Regions from separate parts of the Mus musculus genome. Here regions 2, 3 and 4 are each linked to region 1. A link is a loop called in an ENCODE intact Hi-C map of the cell type or tissue named here. Cell type or tissue: left cerebral cortex. All regions are shown on one strand.

The links. Hi-C counts contacts between places; a loop is a spot of excess contacts. Peaks named below come from ENCODE experiments on the same cell type or tissue, not always from the same donor. Only the 100,000 strongest peaks of a DNase experiment are listed, where the experiment ranks them.
Region 2: it touches region 1 in a loop (2.1-fold over the local background); 2 of 42 quality-filtered maps call a loop at or near these places.
Region 3: a loop joins it to region 1, with 2.1 times the contacts of the local background. A loop is called at or near these places in 3 of 42 quality-filtered maps.
Region 4: a loop joins it to region 1, with 2.5 times the contacts of the local background. A loop is called at or near these places in 4 of 42 quality-filtered maps.

The regions. Positions count from the first base shown.
Region 1 is chr1:64,531,536-64,536,535 of GRCm38, forward strand. Creb1 (cAMP responsive element binding protein 1) reads left to right here and starts at 1,269. Exons shown (of 9, transcript NM_009952.2): 1 at 1,269-1,485. In left cerebral cortex, a CTCF peak has its summit at 2,723; DNase peaks (open chromatin) are centred at 1,315 and 2,085; H3K4me3 peaks cover 3,692 bases; H3K27ac peaks cover 2,763 bases.
Region 2 is chr1:63,727,991-63,732,990 of GRCm38, forward strand. Mdh1b (malate dehydrogenase 1B, NAD (soluble)) reads right to left here and starts at 2,328. Exons shown (of 11, transcript NM_029696.4): 1 at 2,281-2,328. The coding sequence starts at 2,302. It overlaps Fastkd2 (FAST kinase domains 2), which reads left to right and starts at 2,635. Exons shown (of 12, transcript NM_172422.3): 1 at 2,635-2,701; 2 at 3,410-4,231. The coding sequence starts at 3,497. In left cerebral cortex, a CTCF peak has its summit at 2,426; DNase peaks (open chromatin) are centred at 2,382 and 2,609; H3K4me3 peaks cover 1,600 bases; H3K27ac peaks cover 811 bases.
Region 3 is chr1:64,595,480-64,600,479 of GRCm38, forward strand. It overlaps Creb1 (cAMP responsive element binding protein 1), which reads left to right. Exons shown (of 9, transcript NM_009952.2): 9 at 1,755-5,000. The coding sequence ends at 1,899. Among named protein-coding and RNA genes, the nearest start is that of Mettl21a, 20 kb to the right of the region's middle. In left cerebral cortex, a CTCF peak has its summit at 2,866; no DNase peak of the experiment used is centred here.
Region 4 is chr1:63,656,768-63,661,767 of GRCm38, forward strand. It overlaps Dytn (dystrotelin), which reads right to left. Exons shown (of 15, transcript NM_001081658.1): 9 at 4,372-4,483; 10 at 2,103-2,248. Among named protein-coding and RNA genes, the nearest start is that of Dytn, 28 kb to the right of the region's middle. In left cerebral cortex, CTCF peaks have their summits at 1,422 and 2,972; DNase peaks (open chromatin) are centred at 1,424 and 2,991.

The DNA.
Region 1 (5,000 bases):
AGATGCAAAACTACATAGACAGGAAGACTGTGACAATTCAGAGCCACTGCAAATGGAGAGAGACAGTAAAAGACAGGTGGAACTCGGAAAGGAGCTTAAGGAGGAAGTTTCTATATTTTATTTATTGCCCACACATACTACTGTGATGTAAGTGCTGAGGTCAAAGGACAACTTATGGGAGCTGGTTCTCTCCTTCTACCACGTGGGTTCTCGAAATTGACCTTAGATTATCTGGCTTGGTGGCAAGGGCCTTTATTCATCTCACCAATGCCACAAGAGTCTTCTTAAAGAGAGGAAGAGACGTTAGCATGCTAAAAGTTCTGGTTAGAAACAAAAGAAAATTAAGCTACTCTTCAGTATAATGTCCTTGGGAAAGCGGGAACGGCTAGGACACACGGAATGAAGGCAAGCTCAGTGTTATAAAACGTCAACAAGGGCTGGCGTCCAGCAGGAACAAAACTATAGGAAGAGGGCTGAACGGCACAACAACAAAAGGTGAAGAACTGGCGGTTAGGGGCAACTCAGAGAGCAGTTGCGGTAGCTTTGAGGCTACGGAAGTCACACTGTCAAGTTCTGGGGTGCAAACGGTGGAAGCCACGCCGCAGCAGCGTGCCACCGCTGCAGAAAGGGCTGAGAAAAGTCAGCACAGGATGTCGCGGGCAGGTAGGGTGGGGATCTGTTTCAAGTGTTGAGAGCAGCATGGCTGATCATTTCTCCAGCCTCAGAGGGAGGACGGTACCCAGTACCTAGGGGCTCTGGCTGGCCGCAAAGCGGAGCTGAATCCCCACATGCCACCTGTGCCATAGCTTTCTTCCCAGCAAAGAACCAGCTCCGGCCCGGCAGACTCCCCTGGCCGGTAGCCGGCGTCTCCAACCTTCCAGCGCCGTCCGCGCGGCTCTGGGCCCTCGCGGCGCGTCAAAGTTCCCGGGCGGTCTGCTTCCGCCGCAGGATCAGACCGCGCGGGGGTTTCCAGCAAGTCCCCGCCACCCCGGGAATCCCCACACCACCCCAAATCTGGCTACACACAAACCCCGCTTCCTCCAAATCTCCTCAGCTGGCGTCCGAAGCCTCCACCCGCCACAGTGAGGCTCGGATCGTGCCTCCAGAGCGGGTCTCAAACCGCCTACACCAGCTTCCCCGGTCAACCCCTTCGCAGCGCCGGGAAGTAGCCGAAGGCCTTCGGCAGGTTCCGCCAGTAGCGCGGGGGCGGGGCCTGTCGAGCGGCTCCGGGTCGAGCTCGGCTGTTTCCGTGAGTGGCCGCTGCGCACTCGGCACTGGGCGGCGCTGGCTGGCTCCCTGGCTGCGGCTCCTCAGTCGGCGGCGGCTGCTGCTGCCTGTGGCCCGGGCGGCTGGGAGAAGCGGAGTGTTGGTGAGTGACGCGGCGGAGGTGTAGTTTGACGCGGTGTGTTACGTGGGGGAGAGAATAAAACTCCAGCGAGATCCGGGCCGCGAACGAAAGCAGTGACGGAGGAGCTTGTACCACCGGTAAGAGGAGCAGGAGGAGGAGGCAGGAGCCGGAGAGAGCCGGGGGGACAGAGGGGGGCCGGGGAGGCGCCGGACACCCGCGCTCGGGGCCTTCCCCTCGCAGGAGGGGCCGCGGTAAAGATGGAGCCTCCGCCCGAGCCCCACAACACCGCCGCCGCTCGCAGCGAACAAAGAATAATGGCGGCGGACTGGAGCCAGCGGCGGCCGGGCGGCAGCGACTCTGCCTGCAGCCAGCGGCGGCGCTCATGGCGGGGGGCGGCCGGGCCGGGGCGGGGTGCGAGCGAGCGGGCGGCCGGCCGCGGCAAGCTGGCGCCCGCGTTCCCGCCGCCGGGCCGGGCCGGGCCCGGCCGTGCCGGGCGCGGAGCCGGAGCCGGCGCGGAGCGGAGCCGCCCCGGGGGAGGCCGCCCGCCGCCGCCCCCCGTTCCTCGCCGCCGCCGCCCGCCTGCTCGCACGCTCGCTCGCCCCGGCTGTGCCGGGCTGGCCGCCCGGGCCGCCGCCTGGGTGCCCGTGGGGGGTGGAGGAGGAGGAAGAAGAAGGAGACAGTTGAGGGCAGAGGAGGTGAAGGTGCTGCCGCCTTCGCGGCGGTGCCCGCTCGGCGAGCCGCAACGTCCGACCTGCTTTCCTCTACAGCGCTCTTTGTGCAATAAAGTTCGAAACCCAAGGTTTTCTCTGGTGCTGTATTTTATTCTTGCCCCTCTCCCCGGCTCCCACGCGGTCGGAGAAAATGCTGTTTTCTGCCCTAGGCTGTTTTAAGGGTTTGGGGTTTTTTGTTTTTGTTTTGTTTGGTTTGTTTTTGTTTTTTGTTTTTTTTTTACTATTTCCCTCACCCCTCGGCTTTGAAGATGAAGAACGAATCAGTAGTCCTGGGAATGCATTCTTTTGGGAAGGAAAGAGGTGCTAAGAAAACATACATGTAATAACTTTTTGCAGAAACTGTTGGGATCTTGTAAAAGGGAAGCTGGTGCTTGAAAACAGTTTCGGTTTTAACCCTTTCCACTAAGATAATGATCACTTGAGGTCAATCATTCTGAAACCCTTAGAAATTATCGAAGGGGAAATTAGTATTAGCGAAGGTACTTTTCGTTTTCTGTCATTTGAAGGGAGGCAGTCTTGCCAAGGTTTTTTGAGTCATCCGTATCTCCCCTTAGCCTCTGCCATGCTCCTCACACGCTTCTGTCTGAACTTTAATGGAGGATTGATATAATTCTCACTCTAAAAATAGTTATTGAAACTATCCATTATTTGTATATTGCCGTAGGTAATCCCAGCCTGAGGTTGATGGCAGTTTAAGCCAGCAGGGGTTGTGGTGTTCCTTTTTTTCCTTCACCTAGAACATCTGCAAAGGGGACTGTCAAAAGTCATTGACACCTTAAAGATCCAAAGACATTTTTAAAGGGCATTGCAGTATGACCTATTTAAACCTGCCATATCTTCTCAAAGTTAAGAGTTTGATCCTAGCCTCAGTTTTGCACCACATCTGCCTTCAAAAGATCTAGCACAAAATACCTTTGGGCCATCTATTGAAATCTTGTGCCCTGATGATCATTTCCCAATTGAAAAGCAAAGCCCAAAATTTTAGTTGATTTGAAAGGTGCACAGTTTTTTATATATTTGGGGGGGGGGGTTGCTTGTTTCTTTTACAATACAACCAGTTACTGTACCATTGAATTGTGATTGGTCCATACAAGGCTTTTGGTTAGGAATAAATATTGATTGGTAATAGAACCATTGTGTTTGATTTTTTTTCTATGCGTCAGGACTCTGAAACTTGACAAGTTACATTGCTAGTCTTTAGCACTCCAATTTGCAATTGTTAAGAAAATTAAGATGCAATAGAAGGAGTTGTTTCCATAGGGTTGAGAAGATGATTTTGTTTCCACACAGTGAAGACTCTATACATGGTAATGTTGATGATAAAATAGTTTTTTCAAAAGATTTTCTACAAGCCAATAGTGATGATACATGAGGATGATTCTTCCCCTGTGAGAATAAAAAAAAATTCCTATGTGTCCTTTCTTCAGTGTTGACCAAAAGATACTTTAGGTTTTATTTATGGGATCTTTTATGGAGAATCAAATTGATTCTCAGCAATTGCAAGTGAAACTTGGAACACTTTTTGTGTGCATTAATTTTCAAGCATTCACCTGGAACCTGACAATAAATTACAGTTCTCTCTTGCAGAGGTCAGTGAAAGTTCTAGCACGGTGTGCTTCCCTCCTCTTCCTCCTTCCTCTCCTTTAGTTGTTTATTTTTGATGGACCTATGTATTTTAGAAAGCTAATGAATTATTTACAAAAACTTACCTAATGAATACTAAGTGAGCATTCCTTTGGAATTTAAAACTAGTGTTAAACACTTTTGAACAGAATTTCACACAAGGGCCTGAAGAAACAGACCATAATATTCTTTTTTCCTACCCTCAGATACTCATAGGGATTTTAGTTTTCTTAGAGAAGTAGTTTTGTCACTTGTAAAGCCCTTGGGTTTGTTTTTTTAAATCTCATATGCCTTTTTTAAAACAATAGAGAACATTGTTTACTTGTGACAGTGCTTATACGATATAAAATGTTTATTACAAATACGTTAGCAGATACAGCCATATAAACTCACCTGTTATACATTCGTGTGAGCATCTTTCTTGCTGTATTACTTCTAGTGGTAGCTTCATTATTTTGAATAAATAGAGCTCAAATCTTAGCTTAAGAATATAATAGATATCAGAAAATAGATAATTATAGCAGTTTATTCCTCATGCATGTGTGAACTTGACTGCCCCGCTGAATACTTGACAGTAGTCACTGGTGATGTGAATATTTAACACATATAGTGATGGGCAGTACATTGAAAGATCGTCTATCTGGTTTGGGAAATCACGAGTGTGGGTTTGAAACTGCTAGTCTTGTCACATGCCTGCACTTGGGGAGTTTTGTGACCATGGGACACTGTCTGCTATCTCTGCCTCAGTTTCTTCACTTGTAAAGTTAAAATAATAGCATATACTCCTGGGGGTTTTGAGATAAATAGAAAGTACTTTTTCTAGGGTGAGTTTAACTGTTCATCTTAGTTTTTACCTCTTACCTTTGGGACTTCCCAAAGATGTCATAATTTCTCCAAACTTACTGTGTTTAATACAGTTGGCCAGAAAGACCAACAAATCCAACGAGGAATTTTACTGGTTTTATGCTTAAGGAACTGTTGGGAACAGTTATTTGTCATTTGAAAACAATCAAAGGAAAGAGAACACTCTTGGTGAGCTGAAAAGGAGTCTTTGTATTTTCAGTTTTGTGTTTTAATTATTTTTGTGGTTATAGTGTAAAACATAAGTTATAGCAACATATCCTATATTCTGTGTCATCCAGTGTTGCCCACATGTTTTCAGAGATGCTCTGTCCATATGCAAGTAAACATGTATGTGTATCGTCCTCTATACAAGCAGTAGCATACTATACAATCTGTCTTGAATTCTGTCCTCCCTTACCTGTTTGACACTCATTTCCCAGGCTACTTATAATGAC
Region 2 (5,000 bases), 800 kb before region 1:
GTCTACATAGCCAGGTTCAAATCAGCTAGGGGACATAGTGAGACTTTGTTAGAGAGAGAGAGAGAGAGAGAGAGAGAGAGAGAGAGAGAATACTGTGAGATGTAGATTATTAAACATATTCTTCTGATAAAAGTTCTTTAAATGAGTCCAAGTCTACCCAGTTACCCATAAGCTTAGGTGTGTAACTTCTCCTTTATTTCTCATAGTCATTCAGTGAATTACACATCTTCTCCAACATATTTCATCTTTCAGATCATTCCTCAGTCTATTTGCTTTTCTCCCCACAAAGCAGCTCTTTTTGCATGATATAGCTCCAGCCTTCTAACCAGCCTCTTGTTGTATCCATAACTCTCAGGGAAGATACAGATTTAATGGCCTTATCCCTTTATAAATAACCTTCTAGGTAGTTTTGCTAAAGTCTCACATACTGAATGTGGCTCAGAAGAATCCGAATCATCTCATTTGTCCTCAGCCTAGGATGCTTACATCCTTTCTTCCCTTACATCCTTTCTTCCAGCCCAGTTAAACTCATTTCAAATGTATGCTTACCAACCACTCTCAATTATCGTCAAATGTGGCCAAGATCTTTAGCAAGACCTAGATACTGGGACCGTGGCTTCATGCTTCCCCAGCAACTGCACCATCAAGGGCAGCTCAGGCTCTTTCAGAAGAGCTAGGGGTTCAAAGATACTACCTGAGTGCTCTGCGTTTCCATTCACAACCATATATGATCTTTATACTCACACTCCAGCTCTACTCCCTATTATCCACAGTAAATTTTTCTGCTTCTTCCCGAGTCTTCTCTGCTTGGTAACTGTAGTTGTTCAGGCATCTATTTAATCACTTTTCCCTCTGGGAAGCCCTTGGCTAGGTAGACCCTATACCACTGTCTTAGGGTTTTACTGCTGTGAACATACACTATGAGCAAGGCAAGTCTTATAAAAACAACACTTAATTGGGGCTGGCTTACAGGTTCAAAGGTTCAGTCCATTATCATCAAGGTGGGAACATGGCAGTATCCAAGCAGACATGGTACAGGCATAGCTGAGAGTTCTACATCTTCATCCAAAGGCTGCTAGTGGAAGACTGACTCCTAGGCAACTAGGGTGAGGATCTTAAGCCCATACCCACAGTGGCACACCTACTCCAATCAGGTCACACCTCCAGATGGTGCCACTCCCTGGCTCAAGAATATACAAACCATCACAACCACTGTTTCCTCCAGAACACTGACCTGTTACTGTTATATACAAAGTGTCCTGAAAGTTTTTACTGTATGTATTCCCACCATCCCGTTTTCTAGTGCTAAAAAAAAAAATATTTATCTGAATGTATAGTGAAGCAAAAGATGTACTTCCAAAGGGATGGTAAATTCCAATTGTGTAATAAAGAAGTGATTGTGGCCAAAATAGTTTGTATAGGAAGGCCAAAGGAGAAGCCAGACTGAGTGGAAGGAAGGATAGAACAGTAGGGAGCTCTTTTAAGATACTTGGTGAAAGAAGTGGGAGTGGGTGGGTGGGGGACTTTTGGGATAGCATTAGAAATGTAAATGAAATAAATACCTAATAAAAAATAATAATAAAAAGGAAAAAAAAGATACTTGGTGAAAGAAGAGGAAGCAGATACAGTCAACAGCCTGTTCCAGTAAGTAGTGGTGTTGCTTCCAGCTGTCAAGATGGTCTACATTAAAAATGTAGACGAATTGACACTTTGACATTATTTTTACCTAAATTCGTTAAATTTTGTTCAAGATTTAGTACAAACTTTTGTTGTTGTTGTTGTTTAAACTAAATATCTAGTTTATATTTTGTAATTCTAACCCAGGCCCTGCGACATTCCCACATCCAGGTCCTCCATTAGACTACAGATCTTCTAGCTCTTTGCCTTTATCTGGAGGTTGGTTTCTTTAATAGCTTAGTTATTTCCTTCTCTCCATCCATTCCTTATGCTCCTTTTCCCGCCAACCCCGCCGAGGCCTGTGCAGTTGTCCATCATTACATTAGTCACAGCAGATCAGAGGAATTCCTTATACGTTTTGTACCCCTTATACGTTTTGTGGGAATTAAAACTGGCCAAGGGCAGAGGTGGGAATTTTCCCCAACGTGTCCCCATTGCTCATCTGACTTTGACACATTGCCACTGTGTATCAAGCGTCTTTAAATGAATGCCTAGAAAGCCTGAGATGATCCTTCTAAAGGATGGGGCTGAAGAACAGAAGCCAGTTAACAAGGCTGACCACCCATGGGAAGAGATCTGTGGGCTTACTAGAGAAGCACTCACCCGCGATCACAAATTTGGCCATGATTTCTAGCAAGACCTAGAAACTGGGACCGTGGCGTCACGGTTTCCTGGCAACCGCGGCGGGTACTAAAACTGGCGCAGGCGCGTTCAAAAGAGGCTGCACCGCCAGGGGCTAAAAGTTCAAAGTCACTATTTGAATGTTTTGAGTTTCCATAAACAACAATAGATGAACTTTATAAGCTCCGTGTTTTCCTAAGGCTCTCGCTTCTATCTTTTCATCAGAGAATAGAAACTATTCTTTCTGGAAGGTTTTCCTCCCTATTTGCACATGGCCTCCGCGGTCGCTGAGAACCGATGCTTTTTGACTTATAAAAGAATCCGTAATACGTCACCAGACGCGCCGCTTGAGGAGGAACTGTCATGGCTGCGCCTATGTGTAGTCACGGGGTTCTGTTCGAAGGTGAGTGGATGGCAAGCAGAAGCGGAATCGCGGGCCGGATCGTACTTGTCTTTTTACCTAGGGGAGAAAAGTTTGGGAAGTGGCCTGGGTCTTAAGTTTAGGGCAGTGCTGGGCGGCCCATTTGCGGAAAGACACCGACTCCGGTTCCGGGATCTTGATGAACCTGGCTGATTGTAGATTCTCAGGCGGGAAGGACATCGCTTTTTTTCTTTAATTCCGTCCCTAACCAAGACCGACCTGTCCGAGTACGTTTTCTTAACAGTTCGCTTTTGGCCAATGCAAGATGATCTGAAGTGTCCATCAATGATACAGTTTTCAGTGAAGGCCTCCAAAGTAGTGTTAACAAAGTTCTCCTTAGCCGATATTGAACACCTACACAAGACATTCTTATCTATCTTTCTGTCTGTCTTATCTATCTTTCTAGCTGTCTATTTCTATCTCTCAGTTTACCTACCTATCTATGCTACTTTATCCACATTTATTGATTGACTGATTGAAACTACTTTATCCACAACTGCTAAAGTGATTGACCTGGGTACTTTTACAAAGATGAAATAAACGTGGAGGAAGCATACCGAGGACATGTTCCATTTTAATATAAAACTCTAGCGGCTCGTCGGTGCCCATGCAAGCCCCTGTTAGATGCATTTCCCTTATTTAAGCAACAGTTTTTAACCATTATTTCTTTTATTTACCTATCCTCTACAGGACAGTCCACAGCATGTGCTCTTTTTTAGAAAGACGGCAACTTGCGTTGCATCTTGGGTATTTGAAAGTGTGCCAATAGATAGCAGAATGAATAGCAAAGCACGTTCCTTGTTATGGACCATCCGACGATTCAGTACGTTACTTCCAAGAAGCAGAGCTTTGAGGATAGATCCATTGGGAACTTGCAGACCAGAGGTTATTCATTCAAAATGGAACCCAAGAAACCATCGGCTAAATGTTTTTGATGAGGGATTGCAACCATCTGTTAGATACCTCTTTCAGGATATATTTATTTCTAAATCAGTAGATGGTTGTATTCAAACTAAAGGCATAAGCCATTCAGCCGTTTTTAAACCTGATAGGCTGCTTTGTCCTAGAAGACTGTCCTTTGATGCAAAACATTCTTTTGTCTCTGATGGGACATCTGATCATGATTTAAAGAAAATAAACTTTCATCATACCTCCAGTGAAGATGTGTTCACCAAGAAAGTAAGACCAACCCCTGTGAATTATAAAAAGCTAGCCCAGGAGTGTAACTCTCTGAGTGATGTGCTGGACACATTTTCAAAAGCACCTACATTTCCTGGTAGTAACTATTTCTTAGCAATGTGGATAATTGCCAAAAGGATATCTGAAGACAAGAGGCGCTTTGAGAGACAGCTGATGTTCAGTCACCCTGCCTTTAACCAGCTGTGTGAGCAGATGATGAGAGAAGCCAAGATTATGCACTATGACCACCTCTTGTTCAGCCTTAATGCTATAGTGAAGCTGGGAATCCCTCAGAACACTCTTATGGTACAGACTTTGCTGAGGACGATTCAGGTAAGTCCAAAGAGACTTAAGTGTGGCTGTACTGCGTTTAACATGGTTTGAAGGAGCTCAGGGGATGTAGGTGTGTATAGCTTCCTTAAAAGACTATCAGCAGAATGTATGTTTTAATGGCTAGGAGATCTTAAGTTAGATCATTTCTTTTGCTTTGGAAATTTGTGAAAACCTGCCCCACCGACCTTCTCTAGGGTTAAGTGGAAATGAAGAGAGATGCAGAGAAAGGTTGAGTAGTTGAAGGGAGAATGGATGGGAGGTAAACTAGCGGATTTTTTGTTTGTTTGTTTTTTTACATAACCTTAATCCTATTAGTAGAATTAAGACTAGGAAACAGATTTAATGGTTAACAGCTAGTGGATTCCTTTATTTATATACTGATTATATATTGGATGTCAACCATGTACAAGGTACCACATTTACCAGTTGTTATAAAAGATGTAACACATATTTTCTTATAATCATGACCCCTACAATCTAAACTGGAAGATGTATTTGTAGGCAGTTACAGGAGTGGTGGCCACATTCCATTAATGACTCATGCTATGTTGAGGGCACTGTGCTGAATACTCAAGAGTGCAGCTATCAAAGCACACATAGATCTCTCAGTGCAATGAGTGAGTGAATATAGGGTCTTATGAGAGTGTGTAATGGGATTTCCAACCTAGTTTTGGTCTTCAAAACGTGGAGATAAGATATTGAGAAAGACACTAAAGTCAGTGTCCAAGAAGCAGCTGGTGTTTTGTGAGGATTAATTATGAAGGGGTTG
Region 3 (5,000 bases), 64 kb after region 1:
GAGATTCGCTTTCTCGGGTCGGGACTGGGGAGCAGATAGTTTTGGCACAGGGTCAACTCCAGGTCCCATATGGAAACCAATGATCTGGGTTTCTTATCCTTCCTGTCCGACTGTTATTTTTAGATTTTGTGGTGTCCCGTATTTCTAGGATGTCTTTTGCCAGGAATTTTTAGATTTAACATTTTCCTTGATTGATCAATTTCTTCTGTCCTGTCTTCAAAACCAGAGATTACCTCATCATCTTTGCATTCTGTTCATGTGACTTGCTTCTGTGATTCCTGTTCAAGTTTTAAAGGTTTTATTTGCAGAGTGTCCTCAGCTTGGGTTCCTTTATTCTGTTTGCACTTTCAGACTTTGAGTTGTTTTATCCCTTCCATCCCACTGCTTGTTGTGACTTCATGGGAGTCTTTAAGGGATTTGTTCATTTCTTCTTTAAGGCCCTCTATCATATTAATAAAGGCTATTTTAAAATCGGTTTCTTGTTTTCGGCTCTGTTGCAATACTCAAGGCCTGCTCTGGTAAGTTTGCTGAGCCCTGCTGGATACATTGTCCTAGCTGTTACTATTTTTATGCTGACATCTAGGCATCTGGTTTGAGAAGAATGTAATTCTAGGTGTTGATATCAGATCTTGTGTTTGTGAGCATGATTTATTCCTTGGTTTCTGTTGCTCTCTGGTTCTTTGGAGAATGTGGTTACTCTCTGTTGTTACTCTTTGTTGTCTGGTGGGACATTCTTCTGGGATCTCACACACAGTTGATCTATGATGGTCCTGGAGGTGGGGTGCACAGGGAAGAGCAAAGCAGGGTGTTCCACCAGGATCTGCTCAGACCCCTGGGAGTGAGGCCAGAGTGAGAAGTTACAAGTAGTCTTCTACAGAGTTGGGGATGAGACTCGGGGACAGACTTGGAGGAATACAGGAAGAGGTGAGGAGATGGGCGCAGGAGGTGGCACAGAGGCCTCAGAGGTAATCTACATAGCTATGGATGTGACTGGGGAATTGGTTTTGGAGGAGAGAAAATATAGGTGAAGATCGGAAATTAGTCTGCCTGTTTCCCTGGTGAGAGTGGCATGCAGATTCCTAGGGAGTCCCTGTTGGAGTTGGGGTCTGAGATAAGGCAACGAGTTGGGGGGGCCGGAGGAGGGAGGTTAGAGGTGTTCAAGGAAGAAACCTCTGCAGGTGACACGGGATTGGATTTGGAGGGACAGAGGGAAAAAAAGAGAAGATCTCCACTTAGCCTCCATCCTTCCCACCAACTTCCATTTTTGAAAGTCTTTCATTAAATCTGGAGCTCAAGGATTGAGGTAGGCTTTATGGCCAGTTCATTCCATGGAGCTTTCTGCCTTCTGTCTGAGCCCGTTGTGGGCTTTTATCAGGGTGCTAAGCATCTGAATCCAGTCCACTGCTTGTGCGTTGGTACTTTACCTACTGAGCTATTTTTAGGTAGTTGGAAAAGATACATTTTTTACCTAGTGCGTGTACACATGCATGGGAGCAGATAAGTAAAGAAGAAGCAGTAGGTTCTCACCATCAGCCATGTGGGGTTCAGGGGCTGCGCTCAGATTGTCCAGCTTAGCAGCAAGGGGCATTACCAGTGTGCTGCCGCATCAGGCAATGCCAGTATCATTTCCTGAGCATTTCTTGTATAATACTGAACGTTTGCTTATTTCAGCTGTTTCTCTAGAAAACATTCTGTTCTAAAATTAGTGGAATGGAGTTTATGAACATAAATTTTTTTGTGTTTTTCATTTTTAGGGAGGCAGCAAGAGAATGTCGTAGAAAGAAGAAAGAATATGTGAAATGTTTAGAGAACAGAGTGGCAGTGCTTGAAAACCAAAACAAAACATTGATTGAGGAGCTAAAAGCACTTAAGGACCTTTACTGCCACAAATCAGATTAATTTGGGATTTAAGTTCTCTCCTGTTACGGTGGAGAATGGACTGGCTTGGCCACAACCAGAAAGACAAGTAAACATTTATTTTCTAAACATTTCTTTTTTTCTATGCGCAAAACTGCCTGAAAGCAACTACAGAATTTCATTCATTTCTGCTTTTGCATTAAACTGTGAATGTTCCAAAAACTACTTCCACTTCTGCCCTCAAGAAATGTGCAGCGCCAGGAATCATGAAGAGACTTCTGCCCTCCGTCTCCACCACCCTCAAGAAGTAATCATTTGCTTATTTGTAAATTGTTGGGGGAAATGAGGAAAATGAAATCTTGGCTTTCTTATTTTTGTTTTAGGTTTGTTTTGTTTGTTTTCTTATTAATGACTTCAAGGTTTGTTGAGCTCCATGATTGCCTTAGGGACAGTTACCCAGCCTGCTGAGCTGACGTAATGTGTGGGCCACACAGGAAAGTAAGGAAGGTGCAATGAAGAAGTGTTGACTGCCAAATTAATGTTTTTACACTTTCATTGTGAATTATGTCGAACTATTAAAAACATCCTTTAAATAAGGATATTAGTGTGGTGTTGGGAGTAAACTTTATATGTATGTTCCTTTCTTCAGCACTGACAAGTTGTCCTTGGTGCTGAGAAGCACGGTATTGGCTACAGTTCCTCTGTAGGGCAGTTGTTGCTTCTTCATTCAGTTCTGTGTGTTCAGCAGTTTGAATACATTAACAGAAGTAACCAACTGAATGGAAAGCATGGTTTTGAATTTTGAGTTAAGTTAAAATCATACTATAAAGCTTATTCTGGTGAGTACTAAGTCTTAATGAGTAGGTGCTGGCCAGGAAGCTAACTCCTTGAGTTATACAATAAGGTGTTTAATAAATAAAGACTTTTGTCCTTGCTTTCCGAATCCTCATACTGTCACTCATTTACCTAGTCCACTGCTGCATTTACACTGTGCAGCCAACAGGAGCGTTTTCAAGATGTCCAGCCAAAGTGATGGAAAGTACTAAATAGACAACCTTTTCTATAGTCATATTTTTATCAGAGAATCTCTTGGGATTTTTTTTTTTAAATCAAAGAAGTTACAAGGATGTGATTCTAAAACATTGTGTTAAATGCACACAAGAAAAGTAATTTCCTTCAGACATTGGAGTGTGTGCTATGGTACAATATTTGGCAAACACTTTTTTTTTTCTCCTAAAAAAGGTGGTACTGCTTTAACTATCCAAAAGCTGTTCTGTTTCTGAAGATGTTTCTACTTACATCCTTACCTATAGTCTACATTTATGTGTAACATTGTTTCTGATAAGACTTAGTAATAACTCATTTTTTTTTTATTAAACCTAATAAAATCTAAGAGTTACCTCTTTAAAAGACAAATATGAGGACAGTGGAGGCTGGCATGTTAGGTTACTTCACGTTTGAGGAAGAACTCAGACTCAGAAGAGTGTCTTATATTTGCTTTGGGATATTAAGAAAGTTAATATTAATATCAGTATACGTATGAGCGGGAACTGTTTGGCCCATTTCTAAGCTAAGACTAGGTTGCTATCTGTAAATGTTCTACGTTGTTTATAACAAACCATTGTCTTTTTTCAAGGATGAACAGTTTGTGAAGGACATGATTCTAGGAGTTGAGTGATGTAATAATCCTTCTGTCTGGACAGTTCACCAGATTCTCCAGAAGGCTTTCAAACGGCTAAAGTTTGATCTTTGTCCTGCTGAGCTTGCTGGGAAGGAGATAGCATAAAAGCTGTCTGTGCTAGCAAGTAGATGTATCATTTGCTAAACGTGGTGAAACAAAAAGGAAGCAGAATCACAAATCTGTCAACAAACTGGAATTACTTCACATTAAGTCAGAATGTCAGATTGAACATTTTAAATGTCACAAGTGGAAAATTTGCCTAGCGTGCAGAAGTTGTAATCTCTAAGTGTCTATCTTCAAAAGTCGAGGTTTTCTACATAATGAGGAAACAGGTGGTCTCCTTAACCCTTTAGAGACCAAGGCAGTCTCAGCCATACTTCCTAGTTGGATGGATATTAATTTACAGAGGCCTGGGTCTTTATGCTTGGAGCATGACTGTACTAGTTTGACACCAGTTACTTGATAATGTGAGAAATATATGGTGTTGTGAAACCTGACTTTGAAATTTCAGTTCATACAGAAAGAAATCAAAGCCTCTTTAATGCAAGCTGGATTTTTTTTTTAACATGAGAATGAGAAAAACAAAAACAAAAACTTGTTTTTGAGCTATGTGGAGAATCTTTATTAAGAAAATGACATAATTTTTTAAAAACTCTTATATCCAAAATTGTATGTGGCCACATTATCGGTAATGTTTTCTCTTCATGTTGGCCAAAAGGGAATGGAACTGTCATAGGAATCTGTACATATGCTACTGATTTGCCTAGAGAATAGAAGTTTGGTACTGCTCACTTTGCATATATATAGTGGCACTTTTATCTATAGGGCAGATTAACTCTAATAAAAATGAAATGGGGATAGGTTTATTTTTGATATATTACTCTTCTGAGTTTTCAAGCTTTGATAGTGTTTAACTGAAAAATGGTTTAGAAAGGGCTAGATCCAATATGTTCATATTTAAAAAATTGATATGAGATACAATTTAAGTTCTTTATCAAAAGCAAGTACCATATTAGCAACCATCATATTGTCCTAGGTGCTGTGCTTGTTTAGATGGTATAGTGTGGGTGGGGACGTGGCATTTTGTAATATATGTGTACATATATACATACATACAGTATATCATCTAAATGCTCTGAGAGCTGGTATGTCAGGAATGCTGAGTATTATAGCGTATTGAGGTCCGGTGAGATTCCACTTTGCTGTGCTTTCTCCTGCATCTCTTCTGGTGTTTCAGTGACTGTTTTACTCCAGCACTCACAACTGGGTTTTCTCTTTTCTTCCAGTTTTTTATTAGGTTTTTGTTTTGTTTGGCTTGATGCTTTTGAGTATGTTACCAGTCACTTAAAAACTCCTAAACCCCAAGCTCTTTTCCCCCTGCTTTGTTTCTGGCAGCTATAAAATTGGTAAGAACATTTTGAAAAAAGGTTTTAAGAGAATTGTTTCAAGAATCATTTTGGGC
Region 4 (5,000 bases), 870 kb before region 1:
GGGAGCAAGGGGGACTCTTTGCCTGTGATCATATTTGTGAAATTATAACATGCACATTCCTTTCCCAGACTGGTGACCAGTCAGAGTTTCTGAGTTCATGAATACCCGGACCAAGCTGAAAACTACATAATGCTATCTGGGGGTCTAGCCATATTTATTATACCTGGAGTAGATCAGATATAATACAAAGAGTTTAAGTGAATTTTAGTGTTGTACAGCCCTTGAAATCCCCTCTGTTGATCTTGTCCCCACAAATATTATGTTGAGAGAGTGAAAGACAGGCTTTTGTGCAATGAGGTGAAGAAAGTAAGTCACAGTAAAAAGGCCCCATGCTGCTGGATGAGGCCAAGGCTTCTCTGTCTGTTCCAGCTCCTAGCAAACTCCAGCAGTTTGTATTTTCCTTCACCCTGATTCTAAGAATGCACACTTGCTAATGCTCCTGAGAAGGATGCGAGCAAGCTATCAAAATGATGGCTTGTGGGGTTGGAGGAAAGCTCAGTGGGTAGAGTTGCTTGCCTTACACACAAGAGGCTCTCCGTCTGAATTTCAACCCCTCATTTAAATAGCCCAGTGTGAGGGCATGTACCTTCATCCCAGCACTGGGAAAGAGACAGAGGCTCTTGGGCTCATTGGCTGGATAGACAGCAACGTTATTTGGCAAGTTTCAGGCCAGTTGAGAGAGAACTATCACAAACAAGGGGAGGGGGCACTGGAGAAATGGCTAAATGGTTAAGAGCACTGGGTTCTTCCAGAGGACAGGGGTTCGATTCTCAGCACCCTGGCAGCTCACAAACATTGCAACACCAGTTTCATGGGATCCAATGTCCCCTTCTGGAATACATGAACACTGGGCATGCATATGGCACTGCAGACAAAACCCCATACACATGCAAATAAATAAATACAACATTTTAAAGGAAAAATTTGGACAGTGTCTAGAGAATAACACTTGAAGTTTTCCTCTGCCCTCCATATTGACATGTGATTGTGCCCCAAAACACATGGGCATCTGTACACATATTATATGAGTGTGTGTGTGTGTGTGCGTGCATATATATATATGCACACACACCCAAAAATTATAGTTTACATCAGAAGTGGTGGGAATACATCTGTAATTTCAGCACTGTGTAGGTGAAATAAAATGGGTGGTTAGTTAAGAGGCTAGCCTGGGTCACACATTGAATTCATACCAAAAAAAGCAAAGCAAGACAAGACAACAGAACACAATGTAATGATTATTTGGAGGTTAATGACAGGGGACGCTTTACCATTTAGGGCAGTCGAACAGAAGAATGAGAAATTTCATCTATAGCATAAGTCTGGTTTCACCGGTGTTGAAGTGCAAATAGCACTTGCAGAGCAGTTACTCAAACAATCTTCTAAGCCCCTGATGCCTTGCAAGAGCAATTACTTTCGTGGCCACTACGTGGCACTGTTGCCTCTAAGTTCTCTATAAACCTAAAGGCTGTAAAAAGTAATTGCATCTTTACCCTCTTCCCATCCTTGCCCTCCATAGAGGCCTTAGCTGAACATCTGCTGCTGGGCCTCACGAATGATCCAAACACTGAGAATTAGTAGCTGTTGAGTTCTCAGCCTGTGTATCTCCTCCTCCAAGGTTCAGGGAATATCACAGAAGTGGAAGCAGAAAGGATCTAAAAGAAAGAGAACGGGGTGGAGGGGTGGACCACCATCTTCCAGGCTTGCCACCGGTGACGATCTGCACAGGAGACCTGCTCAGGATTGGCCCCACCAGCATTTCGTGACCAGGGGAAGAGAGGTTCTGGAGACCCCACACCTCCCAGAGATTTATATATTCAGTTAAAGGTTGGAGGGGGGTGAGAAAGAAACAAACACGAAACATGAAAGGAGGAAGATATGAAAGTAGAAAGAGGACTCTGGAAAAGGAAAGGGGTAGCAGGACGAATAGGAGACAAGAGAAGGTAAAATGGCAAATAATGGTAAAATATATAAGTGTATGAAAATACTATAATAAACCCATGATATATAATTAACATACGGTAATGAAAATAAACTTAGAAGAGAGAAAACCTGTGGCTGTAATCTATGCTGGCTGTGTCAGCAGCACCCACACTACGCACCTGGCTGGCCCGTGGCTAGCTGAGTCCCTTGAAGCCAGCTGGTCCAGCAGCCACTGTCTCCCCACAGCTCCTACCCTCTGGCGTTTCTGAGGCAGGTTGTTTCTGAGACTCCTGAAGAGGAGTTTTGTATTCTCTGTTGCTGACATCTGTGGAAATGAACAATATTGAAAGGTGCCCTTGAGGGGTAGACAAGATGGCTCACTGGGTAACCTGACCACCTGAGTTTGACCCTCTATCCATATGGTGGAAAGAAAAAACTGGTGTCCACAACTTGTCCTCTGACTTCCACGTGTTGGCTGTTGGCACACATGCACACCCGCACACAAATGAATAAAAGTCATAAAATCAGGCCAGTAAAAAAAAAAATTAAAGAGCATCAGATCAGTTCAAGCCTGATCTTTCCTTATCCATTGGTAATGACCTGCTGCACTATCAAAGCTTTGCTAGCTATTTCTTCTATTGTTGGTGGTTGGGAAAAATAATCTTCCTTGCTCCTAGAATTTCCTCATACCCTTCATGTATAAACCTGCATGTAGCACAACTCTCCAGGCTGAATTCCCCAACTGCGTCAATAAATAACTGCTTCTTAAAGAGAATGGGGATTCTAAAAACTGTAAGAAGGGACATCGGACTGAGTTTATGGTTGCTAACATTTGGAGATGTGGGTTCCTTTAAGAATAAGGTGATGACTTGTGGATTCATGTCTAGGAACACCCTCCCCAGTTTGCTACTGTATACAATTTCAGTAGGTAGTGGGTGACCCTAAATCCACCCATCCTGCCCACCTAAGCAACTTCAGGGAAAAGAAACAACCATATTCAATTTGAGGACTCCAGTTCTTAAGAATAAAAGTCTATTAACAAGATGACCACACGGTGTCACTATAACACCGTCAAGTCGCAGGCTTCCAGGGCCAGAAAGGTATTCCGAAGCAATGAACTAAGTAAGGCAAAGCTGGAGCAGTTTAGCAAGGCTGTGTATGCTCCAGAGGAAACGTATTTGGAAAAATTCAGGCGCCTGCTTTTCCTGGATGGACTTTGATCTTGAAGAGAGAATCGGAAAGAACTGGGAAGCTGCCTTTGGTGAAAGCAATCCAACTGCAGCCTTCACTACAGTGATGCTGAGAGGAACTTCGTTGTACAGATTCACCCGAAATCAGTGGTTAAAAAAGACAATGTTTTCTCACTCCTCAGGCACCCCAACTGCCACCCACCCCCCTAAGAAGAGCAAAATGCTTTTGTATTTTTGTATTTTTCTTTTTTCTTAGACTTAAATGCACTTGCTGATTACTAATGATTTTCTTTAAAAGAATCGAGAGTTGTGAAGTTTTACTTTTTCAGCAAAAACCTAGTTAAGTTCTTTTTCCTTTTTATTCCAAAGGGAAAGAAAAGAGATACTTGAAATCTAGGACTCGGGGAAAGTCGTATTAAAGCCTTTACAAAGAATGACCACAACCAGAAGGTTTGCTGTGTCATCTCCAGCAAATCAACACCCTTCTTCTTCTTCATCCATTCCAGGTGCTAATGCCTGCTCCTTGTAACTTTGACAGATGTTTCCTAGTAGATAGCATGAGATCAATGGTCATAATGTAGCCCATTAAGCCTTTTCTTGTTCCCAAAAACATTTATAAAAACCTGAGATGTAAACAAAGCACATTTATGTTTAATCTCATGGCATGTATCAATCATAAAAAAAAAAAACAACAAAAGTCATTATGACTTTTTTCCTACAGTGCATACTACTATTCTGTCACACGGGAGCCCTTTTACACTGAGAAAAGTTGATGGTTAAGCCGGCCCTTTCCAGTGTCTTAAGTGTTAACTGAAAGAAGAAAAGTTTCTTTTTAATTAGTTATCTTATTTATGTATATTTCAAATGTTGTCCCCTTCCTGGTCTCCCCTTTGCAAGCCCCCATCCCATCTCTCTCTCTCCTTTGCTTCTAAGAGGATGCTCACCCACCCACCCATTCACTCCTGCCTCACTCCTCTAGTATTCCTCTACACTGGTGCATCAAGCCTCCACAGGACCAAGGGCCTCTCCTCCCATTGATGCCCGACATATGTAGCCGGAGCCATGGACTTATCCATGTATACTCTTTGGTTGGTGGTTTCGTCCCTGGGAGCTCCAATGAATCCAGTTAGTTTATATTGTTGCTCTTTCTATGGGGTTGCAATCTCCTTCGGCTCAGAAGGAACGGTTTTTAAATGTAATGTCTTGTAAGGACAGTAAGGGGGCAGGGAATTTTTTTCCACACTGCCTTAGATGTTACCTGGACACATTCCTCCATCACAGTGTGTGACTTCTCGTGGGAATTTTTGTGGAGACCAGATAAGAAACACAGCTCACAGATGTCAAAGTCCAGGCACTTTAGACAATGGTATCTGCCAATTGAAATGGAAGAACAGCTTATGCCACTTTCAGTAGGAGAGCAAACAGGTGATATTCAAGTAGAGAATGAGCACCCACAAACATACAAGGGGTGCCTTCTTGGCCTTGCAAAACTTTTGTGTAGCTTTGAAAATTAGTCAGCACACTTTAAGTGGGAAGGCACTCCCCTTTGTTACACAATGTACAAGATGGAAAAGACAAGGGTTTTTAATAAGGATTATTTGATGAACTATGCAGCACTGTTGACAGTTACAGGGAATTGTCTGGACAGTATGCTAATTACCCTTAAGTGTGTTCCTTCATGTTCTGAAATCACCTTCAGAGTTACAAGAAAGACGGCTGAGTGGATAATACAACTAGTTTGTTGATAATTTTAACAAAGCTTTTTCTACCATCTCATCTCAGTCTTCTATGACTTATTTTGTATAGAACATAAATGAGAACCCATCTATCTAGAACTTAATTCTTGTAGTAGGGACAACCTTTGATCCTTATGCCTTGTCTTCCCCA